2 separate regions of the Homo sapiens genome follow, and region 2 is linked to region 1. Evidence: read pairs that join two places in POLR2A ChIA-PET (ENCODE). Cell type or tissue: Caco-2. All regions are shown on one strand. Each heading gives the region's core, and the rest is flanking DNA. Links, peaks and the distances in the headings are about the cores only. Region 1 overlaps CDK14 (cyclin dependent kinase 14). Region 2 overlaps CDK14 (cyclin dependent kinase 14).

The links. ChIA-PET counts read pairs that join two places held together with the same protein. Peaks named below come from ENCODE experiments on the same cell type or tissue, not always from the same donor. Only the 100,000 strongest peaks of a DNase experiment are listed, where the experiment ranks them.
Region 2: POLR2A ChIA-PET joins it to region 1 with 6 read pairs; 2 of 35 experiments call an interaction of 5 or more read pairs at or near these places.

The regions. Positions count from the first base shown.
Region 1 is chr7:90,764,765-90,770,148 of GRCh38, forward strand. The region is part of intron 4 of CDK14 (cyclin dependent kinase 14); the gene reads left to right. Among named protein-coding and RNA genes, the nearest start is that of CDK14, 170 kb to the left of the region's middle. RefSeq lists enhancers at 1-517, 1,718-2,219, 2,220-2,719. In Caco-2, for the core only: no CTCF peak of the experiment used is centred there; DNase peaks (open chromatin) are centred at 2,197 and 2,487.
Region 2 is chr7:90,675,740-90,681,123 of GRCh38, forward strand. All of the region lies in intron 2 of CDK14 (cyclin dependent kinase 14), which reads left to right. Among named protein-coding and RNA genes, the nearest start is that of CDK14, 82 kb to the left of the region's middle. In Caco-2, for the core only: no CTCF peak of the experiment used is centred there; no DNase peak of the experiment used is centred there.

The sequences.
Region 1 (5,384 bases), core at 222-5,221:
TGAATTTTTAAAAGATATCTGTCTCTAGTTCAGAAGGGTCTCTTTGGGATTGCTGTGTTTTTAACTATCTCTGTTTTCAGGGACTTAATGATCCTAGAGATCTGCAAGCATTGTCTGAGCTGAGGGAAAATTGTAAACATCAGGCACTTTGGTTAATAGTTGAAAGACCTGTTGTAACCCAACAGAGAATAAGGTAGAAGTCATTCCTAATTGGCCTGATGGGTGAGACAGGAGAGTGAATTCTCATGCAGCTTAGCAGTCAGCATAGGTATTGAAAGACAAGCCCCTGGGGAAGCAAGAGAGGAACCAAGGGCTTTTGTTGTATGTCTCATCAAACCTCTTAGGAGAAAGAAGAGGGAAATTGAGATATTGAGAAACCAAACAAGTAGTGTTACAAATGAGGCCTACTGGGAGTCCCAAAGGAAGCCAGATTCCTAATGAGAAAGCAATGGTCTAGGTTAAACAGTGACTTTTTTATTAAAAAAAGTTATTTTTTTTTTACTACTTGTTCTTGAGAAAGTTTCATGGCTAAGTGCTGGAGAGTTGAGGGCACCTGGAACTGTGCCCAAAGCAGAGCATAAAGGATTATTAAATTAAAAGAATGTGTATCATCTCAGTGAAACAGAAGGGATGAAATAACAGACCACCAATATTTAGAGCTGGGCAAAGAGAGAAGTGAAGAACAGAGGAGAGATTGTCTAGAGAGGTGGCGAGAAAACCAGCAAAGTACCAAGGAAGAAAGAGAGTTTCAAAGAGCATGGACGATGATGTCAGATATTCAGAAAAGTCAAATCAATGAATCCTGAAAGTAATTTATTACATTTTACAACTAGGAAGGTTTTTTTTTTTTTTAAGAATGTTAAGGGACTGGTGGGGATGGATACTAATTATTTTGTGTTGAAGAGAGAATGGGGGATGAAAAAATGTAGGGTAAAATACATATAAGCTACTCTTTTTAGCAGTGAGGCAGGGAAAGAAAAGAGAACTAGAAGAAAGGGGAGAAGTGTTTTGTGTTGTTTCAGTTTTAAACTAAATGGGGAATAATCGAGTATGTATATAGACTATGACAAAGGAGTCAGTAGAAAGAGAAAAAGTTATTAAGGAAACACTTGAAGTATATTCTTGATGGAGAAATCTGAGGAGCTCTATTTTCTCTGTCACTTGAACTTTATTTCATATGCTCCATGTAATTGGTCTTCCTGTTTCTTTTTCTAATAATGTGTAGATATGAAATAGCTCTTTTTATTGTCGGCTTCATCTCATTTAGGATCTAGACGTATAAGAAAATTATCCTTCTTAAATATCTTTTATTTTTATTCATGTTCTTTTGAAATTCAGGTACATCATGGAACTCTCTGTGTAGCACATTTGTTTTTCTTCTTTGCTCCATTTTCTTCATTGATACTAGTTGTGATTTTTTTTAATGACATCTCTTTTTTTGTGAATTTTCTTCCTTGATACCACTTCTCTCTTTGTAATTTAGAGTTATGAAATAAAGCTACTATTTATTGAACACTCCATTTTTTTCACCTGTGAAAACAGGGTTAATAATAGAATTGATTTCATACAGCTGTGAAGAATGTATGTAAGCAAATACATTTAGTGTTTAGAACATTGTCTCACATAAATGTTCAATGAATATCAGCTACTTCTTTTTCGTTTCTTATAACAATCCTAGAAGAGATTTGAGATAATACAATTTCCCTTATTTTACGGGTGAAGAAACTGAGACCCATAAAGTTTGAGTAATTTGCCTACAATCACACAGCTAAGTTCCAGGGCCAGAATTCAGATCCAGTTAGTCCAACTCCAGAGCTGAGTTCTTAACTTTTACCATTTTTTGTAAAACTTCAAAATCTGCTTTCTTGAAATCTATTCTTACCCTACCCTTCTGTCATGCCATGACTATGCCAATTGTAAGGTCCAGGGTCAGGTTTGAGCCCCAGCCGAGGTCCGAGGGGAGTGGGTAGATGGGCAGATAGCTGAAAGAACACTCGGGGGGCCATAGGCAGGGGAATATGGTTTTATTCAGCAGCTCTCTCATCAACAGCTCTCTCACACTGTCCGCCTTTATCTTGGTTGTCTGCTCCGGCTCCACAGCTCCTCTCAGCAGCCAGCTCTGCCGCTCTGGCTGCTCCCACACACAGCTGCACGGCCAGCTCTCCCTTGCCTGCAGTGTCAGCAGCTTAACTCCTTCCCTCTGGGCATGAGTGTGAGCCATGTCGAGCCATGTAGTACCCTGGCTCCCCTCTGTCCATCTGCAAGATGGACAACTCCGGTACTCTCTTTTTCTCTAGGTGCAATAGCCAAGCCATGCCATGCCATACTGACCCATGCTAAACCAAGCCCCCCATGCACAGTGTCAGCAGGGCAATTATACCTTTAACAGACAATAAATAATGGCTTACAGCCAAGTATGAACTTACACAAACAGGTTATTTAACAAGTGGAGTATGTGCCTGCATCCTAAACTCACTGAGTCATGCAGGCCTGGATGTCTGCCTTGGCCTATTTCTTGACCAAAGCACATCCATGTACCTTATACCTTCCTTGTTAATAATTAACTGTAGGGTACATAGCCAATTTCTTGCATAATTCTCTTATTTTCCCTCTGTATCCATGCTGTTTTTTCTCTCTAGTCATTTATTATTAATATTCTCCACTGTTCTAGTCAATTCCACAGTGAAATCATAGCTATTTTCCCCCCTTGTTTCACCTAAGTGATTTGTGAGTTTTGGTATAGTAGGTGCCTGCATGAAATAGAGCGCTCACTGCTCACCTTCCCTTTCTATCAGATAGATTTATTTTGGACAAGGTTTTCTATTCCTTTGCTGCCTTCTCATGTGGACTTCAGCCCAAGATTTGATGGGCTCCATTTCTCTTACTACCTTTTTATTCATTGCCATATAAGCATATGACAAACATAACTCCTGACTCGCCAGCACCTTTCAACCCTTTTATTCTTCTCACAAATAACATAGGAACTAATATTATAGTAAGAACTATACCTGAAAAAATAAAATTTTTTCTAATACGTTTTTGAGTAAATCAGAATCTGAGCCCTCTTGAGCCTCCACCTGAGGTATATCCCCAGCTCTTGCTGTGAATGTAGTTAAGTTTTCAAAATTGAGTTGGGGAGACATTGATTCTCTCAACCTGTTGTGTCCTTTGAAACTCTTGCCAATTTTTCATTATCTTTGTTCTCATGTTTTTAGTCACTTCCTTGTACATTCATATCTACGTAGGTATATTTATATTGTTTACACGTATTTATTCACATAAACTGTCAGATACAACTTTCTTAAATTGCTAATCACTGTTGTGATGATTGATGTGACCTAGACTAACTTACCATTGACCCTCTGTTAAAAAAGGGCTCGTTTAATTAGTAAGACCTGGAGAGAACCACTGTATTTAAGGTTATTTCATCCAATAAACGTGGTTTTGTAGAGGATGTTTATAGTTGTAAATGTAATTATTGTAGCTGGCGCAGCCAGATCTCTATTTAGAGATAATATTAGGAGACACTTAATGATCAGCATGTATAGTTATGTTTCTCTTTCTACTTTTCAAAAACTTTTCCTGGATTTATATATATTTGTGCACATGTGTGTGAGTGTGGGTGTGTGTATATTACAAAGAAAGTTCAGAGAGGTAGCAGCGATTATTTTTGAAAGTTGGAGAAAGCAGAGTTGGCAGGATGAATGATGGCCCTGTGTTTACGTATGTCATTGGTAACAGCTGCACTGAAAAGTTGGGCGTCTCAGTTTCTCATCTGCCACTTTCTTACTGTACTTCAGAGTTGGAGCCATTCCATTATCTGAAATGAGTGAATTGTCCTCTTTTTTCGAATATCCGATATAATTTGTATTTTCTTTTTAGTCACTCAAAATTGGTGATTTTTATAGTATACCGATTGGATGCATATTTGACAACTAAGCAATTGTGTTCTCTCACTTAGATTCAAAATCTGTGAGTTCAGCTGACTAATTAGTGGTCTGGATTTTTAAAATCATGGTAAAACGAAGACAATAAATGATATGTTTCCTTTAAAAATTTGTGTATTTGAAAACAAAGATAAAATGAAAGGTAATCCTATGTATTATAAGCAGACTAAGTTGCTTATCTACCATGGACACAGGACATTACTTTTATAGTGTCGATTTTTGATAGTAATTTTTATATAGCTACATTCCAGGCTTTTTTGAACAAAAGAGTTAATGTTAAGAGGCAAATGGTAGACAGTTACTAATCAGTGATTAAAACCTTTGTTTGCAGATATTTTACATACAAAAATTTAGACATTTATATTCAATTTACCTAATTTACAGATATGCTACTCTTAAAACACTTCTTTTTATAAGCTAATATATTATACAAGCCAAAGTCCTATTTATTTTCTGGGCTAGCATTTGTATCTAAGGTGCTATTATGGAAGGATGACTACTGATTTCCCATCTGTTTCAGTTGGAGAAGAGTCATGCCAATTGTATTCATTGCTCATTTTGGGTGAAAACTGAGCACATATCTAACTGCTTTTGAGTATATGTTGCCCCTGAAGCTAGGTAGTTTATTCTTCTAACACTCATTTTCAACTTAAGTGAAAAGCATATCAGAATGCTTTTTATTAGTGACTGTAAGGATTGACACACACACAAAGGAGAAACATTTAGGAAAGCTGACTTCTGTGATTTCTTTCTCTTTTCTTTCTTTTTTTTTTTGACTGAGCCCTCATTCTGTCACGCAGGCTGGAATACATTGGCACCATCTCAGCTCACTGCAACCTCCGCCTCCTGGGTTTAAGCGATTCTCCTGCCTCAGCCTCCCGAGTAGCTGGAATTACAGGCATGTGCCACCACACCTAGCTAATTTTTGTATTTTTAGTAGAGACGGGGTTTTGCTATGTTGGCCAGGCTGGTCTTGGACTCCTGACCTCAGGCGATCCATCCACCTTGGCCTCCCAAAGTGCTGGGATTACAGGCATGATCCTCTGCGCCTGGCTGACTTAGGTGATTGCTTACTTATTTTATGAATGGTCCTATGAACAGAGAAAGCTGATGTAATCTGTCCTTTGTAGTTGTTTGCTGTTTTAGTCCTCATTTGAGATAGTTGGACTTCATTCACTTCTGAAGTGTTTATTGAAGCCAACTTGTGTGAAAGGCATCTATCCAAGGAAAAGCCATATAAACATGAATTTTCCTCAAAGTGGCCAAATTCTTTTTTCTCACGTAAAAGGAAATTAGATTTTTTTATTAGATGCTAGATTTGGTAGCTGAGGTTTAACATTACTGAATCGCTTCTTGGTTAAGACCTTGCCAGTTGGCCTTACTTTGTAGCACTAAACGCAGCAAAGCAGATTGCTCTATAGAAAAGGGATGCTAATG
Region 2 (5,384 bases), core at 294-5,293, 89 kb before region 1:
AATATGATTCAAGGATAGCAGAAACATGCAAAACTGAGAGAAAACCTTTCATGGCAACTAAAATCTTGCTTCTGCTTATTGATTTGTTTATATTTTGCTTACTTTTACAAGTTATTTCAGATTGCTTATAAAAGTCCATTTTAATAAGACCTAAAACAGTCAAGGCAGGAAAGAAGAAAACTATTATAGAAGAGGAGGGGATGGCAAAGAGCCTTCAAGGTGGAGTTAGCAAACTACAGTTCATCAAGAAGGCAGTCGGGAGACCATCCTAAGAATAATCATTATGTAGATTCATTCATTTGTTCAGTAAATATTTATTGAGCACATACTATATGCCTGTAATCTCTTAAGCAGTGAAAATGCAGTAATGAGCAAATCAGACACAAATCCCTGCTTTCACAATCATAGAGGTTGCATTTTAGTGGAGACAGTAAGCAAAATGTTTAGTCTAAATAGTATGTTACATAGTAATAGTTGCTAAGGAGAACACATTAAAGCAGGAAAAGGAGATAGGAGGTATTGAGGGAGGCTTTACATTCTTCATGGAGTTGTCAGGAAGGGCGTCCCTGAGAAACTCACTTTGGAAAATGGCCGGAAGGCTGTGAGGGAGCTGTAAGGGTGTCAAGGGAAGAGTGTACCTGGCAGAAGGAATAGCAAATGCAAAGACCCTGGTGCACTTATAGGAGGAAGTTGCTGGGGAGAGGTTGGGTGGAGTGAGGGAGGAGAGGGTAGTAGGAGGTGGGTCATGGTTGGCATCTGCAACTCCAGGACCAGTCTTAGATGTTTCATTTTTTTTTTTTTTTTTTTTTTTGAGCCAGGGTCTCACTCTGTCACCCAGGCTGGAGTGCAGTGGCGTGATCTCGGCTCACTGCAGCCCCAACCTTTTGGGTTCAAGCGATCCTCCCACCTCAGCCTTGGGAGTAGCTGGGATTATAGGTGGATACTACCACACTTGGTTAGTTTTGCTCGTTTTTTTGGTAAAGATGGGGTCTCACTATGTTGCCCAGGCTCATCTCAGACTCCTGGGCTCAAGGGGTCTTCCTGCCTTGGCCTCCCAAAATGCTGGGATTACAGGCATGAGCCACTATAGCCGGCTCAGTCCCAGATGTTTCAAGGCTCTTCAGAGAAGAAAGAGCAGGGCAACAGCTAAAGCCAAAGAAACTAGCCTTGCTGTACTTTCTACATGTTTATTCAGTTGTATATCAAGTTTTTTTTTTTTATGTGTTTGGAGTTTCTGATAGCTTGAAGAATGAAGGGAAGTAATGATGTATGCAAGTTTACCATGTCTGTTATATTTAACTTTGACATAGACCATTTTGAAATCTTAGCAGATATTTTAGGATGTTCTTCAAAATTTGATACATCACTGTTTATTTTGGAAGCAAATAACAAAAGACTTCCCTGGATCGACTTGTCATTACAAGTGCTTAGACAAATACCCACTAACAGAGTATTATACTATATAGACTGGTAAGTTCCATGGTTCGTAGTCTTGTTTAAGCAATCAGAGTGATAAATCCTGAAATACAATTTTCTGACATTCACCTACCTACCAATTCCCTCCTAAATTTATTGGTTCCTGTAAAACTTACTGTGAAACTTGAGCTACTTGTAATAGTTTCATACTAATTTTCACTTTTTCCAAACAAAGGTGCCTTAAAGTTATGCTGCCAAAGTCTTGTAGTAATTTTCTCACTTTCTTATTGTGTTGCAGGCTGTTAATCGGCTTATTTTAAGAAAATAGAGAGATGTTTGTAAAATCTTGGTTTCAGTTGTGTTCTTAAAATCTAACCTGATAGTGATTTTACTGAGGCCTCTTTTGTGTATTCACTAAAGGAAGAAAACACCAAATCACTTTGCCTTTTGGAGGTGATGGAGAAGAATACATAATATGTTTTCCTGGAAGCTGTTTTTTTTTTCCCCTTGTGAATAGGAGGAGGAAAGCCTACCAGCTGTGCCCGATGCATTTATAATTAAGCCTCTCTTCTCTGAAGTTGATGTTTTGGTGTCTAAAATGACTTGATTTTTTCCATTTTAGTGACATTTACGAATCTTATCCCTTTGTTTAATGGAAAGGGGAAATGGGAGCAAGTGTTACAATTGTCAGGTCTCTGTGATTGATGCCTTAGTGCCCTGCTCTAGGGCATGTCGTTTCTTTAGGCTGTCAGGAATGGGTTAGGATGATGCCCAGTGGTGCCAGCTGTGTGGCTGACAGGAGCTGGGCCACTGAGTTGCCTCTTCGGCAGAGTCAACATTTGGGCCAGAGAGACTGCGACTCAGCGATGAGTGTAAACATTTGTTTAGTTTGAATGATTAGGAGCAGAACTGGTCTTGGTTATTAGCTGATTGTAAGAATCAAGTGGAGCAAAGCCACAGCCTTTGTTGAGGAACAGTACTGTAAGAGGCATATAACATAGGGGCTTTAAGGGAAGCCCGCTTATGCTCAGAATTTCAAATGAAGCCACAGCGTTGGAGGATGGGCGGTTGGTGGGTTCTCCAAGACTAAGCAGAGGGAACAGCAGAGGAGGAGAGAGTGGAAGTGCTTTATCTGGCCCCCTTGGCTGATGCTTGGGGTGAAGGCAAAGTGTTTGGTCGCTGAGACCTTTCCCAGTCACATCAGCTGGCACATGAGAGAATAAACCTGACCCAAAGCTTTAGAGGAGAAGAAACAGGAAAAAATTACCACCTGTATTATGATTTGTTTGTGTTCGTCTCTTCCACTAGACTGTGGATGTCCTGAGGGTGATGTCTGTGCTTATTCATTTTATATCATCAGTGTTTATTGAAATGAACTGAAAGGTGTGATGAATTCCTCCTTTAAATGTGCCATTTTTTAGCCTCTTCAGGTTAAGGGTAACTTGTTATTCCGGTATGTTGTGAGAAGCCTCGGTGCATAACCTTTTCATTTTTTTTTTAAAATAGAGGATTTAATGAAGAAGGATTGCACAAGAGCAGAGTGTAGGGTAATCACCATATAAACTCAGAAATCATAATTGGTTCATTGTTCATTCATTCATTCATCAGCACTAGCTATTATTTGCTAGGTCCTGGGGATGCAAATCATGACATAAAAAGTTCCTTAAGAAGGTGATCACATACTTCTGTATTTGAGATAAGAAGAACAAGAGAATAATTATCCACCTTAAATCAGTAGCCTACAAAGGAATCGTATCAGGAAGAGTTGCAAAGAGAGTTGGAAACAATTTTGTTTTGTTTTATTTTCATTTTGAGACAGGGTCTCACTCTGTTGCCTAGGCTGGAGTGTAGTAGTGCAAACAAGTCTCACTTCAGCCTCAGTCTCCCAGGCTCAAGCAATCCTCCCACCTCAGCCCCCCAAGTAGCTGGGACTACAGGCACACGCCACCATGCCCGGCTAATTTTTAAACACTTTTTGTAGAGATGAGGTCTTGGTATGTTGCCCACGCTGGTATCAAATTCCTGGGCTCAAGTAATCCTCCTGCATCTGCCTCTCAAATGCTAGGATTACAGATGTTAGCTACTCTACCCAGCAGGAACAGTTCTTAAATCTAGCTCAGAGATAATATTGTGTGATTGGCTTAAACTGTATTAACTGATTGCAACTTGAATTAACAAAATAATCTGAGTTGCATATACAAACAAATACTTTAAAGCTTATTTAAGTTTTTAAATAATTTACCTGAAGTATTTCTATGTGTGTTTGATAATAATATTAATGACTTACTAGTGTAGGTAATATACTGTCTCTTTAATAACCTGTAATGAAAATTATCCCTCACCAAATAAATGTATATTTTGTCAAGTTGTCTATCATATATTCCTTCCAAGAACCTCTAGATGCACCAGTCCCCAAAGCAGTTTATTTTAAAAGAGACTTACAAGTAATAGTACAGAGAAATGGAGAGCCTACTGCTATAATTTTTTTAACCTCTTAAAATATTCTGCAAATTGTGAATATGCTGGAAGTGCTCTTAGTGACTCCAGTAGTTTTATTGAATCAAAAGTAGTTTACTTTCTTAGCAAATCAATCAATTTTTGCTGGCATAGTACAGCTATGCTGTATGATTTCTTGTATAAGTCATTGAATCTGTCATTTTTAAGAATGAATTTTTAAAAATGATCTTTTGCTATATAGATTTATAGTCAGCATAGGCTATTGAAGAAACTGTCTCAGAGCATGGAGGATGAATGTCTCCAACTCAAAAATGTGTTGTGGCTCTCGGAGACTATTGTCTTCATTATCTTTCTCCTGGTGCTTTAGATGTAATTAAAAATTACTATGTGTAATCAAGTATAAGGCGGTTATAATAGTATTCTGTTTTTGTTTATATATAAATAGAATTTTTGTTTATATATATGTTTAGTTTATATATATTTTTCGTTTGTATGTATATCCCTGTAAAACCTTTATGGTAGTTTGAGGACTAAATAAGACATGTCTGCAGTAAGATAGGAGTGTTTTGGAGGATCTGAGTTTCTTTATATTGTGAAATATTAGCTCAGCTAATGATATTAGAAGGACATCAGTTTATATCTGCCTCGGACTTATTGACAACCTCTTTGAGATGAATTTAAATTTGGTTGTATCATTAGACATAGCTTCTAGTATCTGATTTAAAGTTACTCAGTTTAGTTTAATGTTATATTGGGTCTTCAAATATTATTTGGTATAATTAAATTTTTGCATTCATAACACAATTTGAATAGAAGAGCACCAGTTTTTCATTGATTGGAGAAATAAAATATAGCATGAATAATAAATTTAAAGTCATGATGTAAAAGAAGCCAGATGAGACCCTCAGGTCAGATAGAATGAGTTTCTATTTGTCTTGCTCTAAAAGACACTGTGTTGGAAAAATCTATTGGGTGAATTAATCAGATTCCCTCTGCAGGCTCTTCATAACTTAAGGCAGTGAATAGAGTTGCATGTCTCGTTGTCATCACATATCAGATATGCATAATATGTAGCGATTCAGATCAGCTGCGGGAGTGTTTGGGCGCTTTTGTTCCTTTGAGTCTTTTAAAGTGGAAAAGAAGTGGCAGTGCATAAAAGTTAGCTCCAGCTATTATTATTTTATTGACCTGTTTCTTCCTAATGGAAACAACATTGTGATCACAAATTAGAAAATGAAAGAACTCACTTTTAATGGTTTGAAACTTGTAGGGCAAACAAGATTTTGGCCATACGTGGATGTACTTTAGAACATGGCTATGTACACATTTTCCAAAAACTCTGTTGGAAAATTAAAGTATTTTTTAATGGATTCTGTAAAGAGACAGATAGTACATTGTGGAGTTTATATGTATTTGAAAATATGGATAGTTTGATTTATTTTACAAGAGTGCATCAAGGCCAGAGTTTTAATTCTCCTCTTATGTTCTGTTATTCCCTTTTGATGTGCATA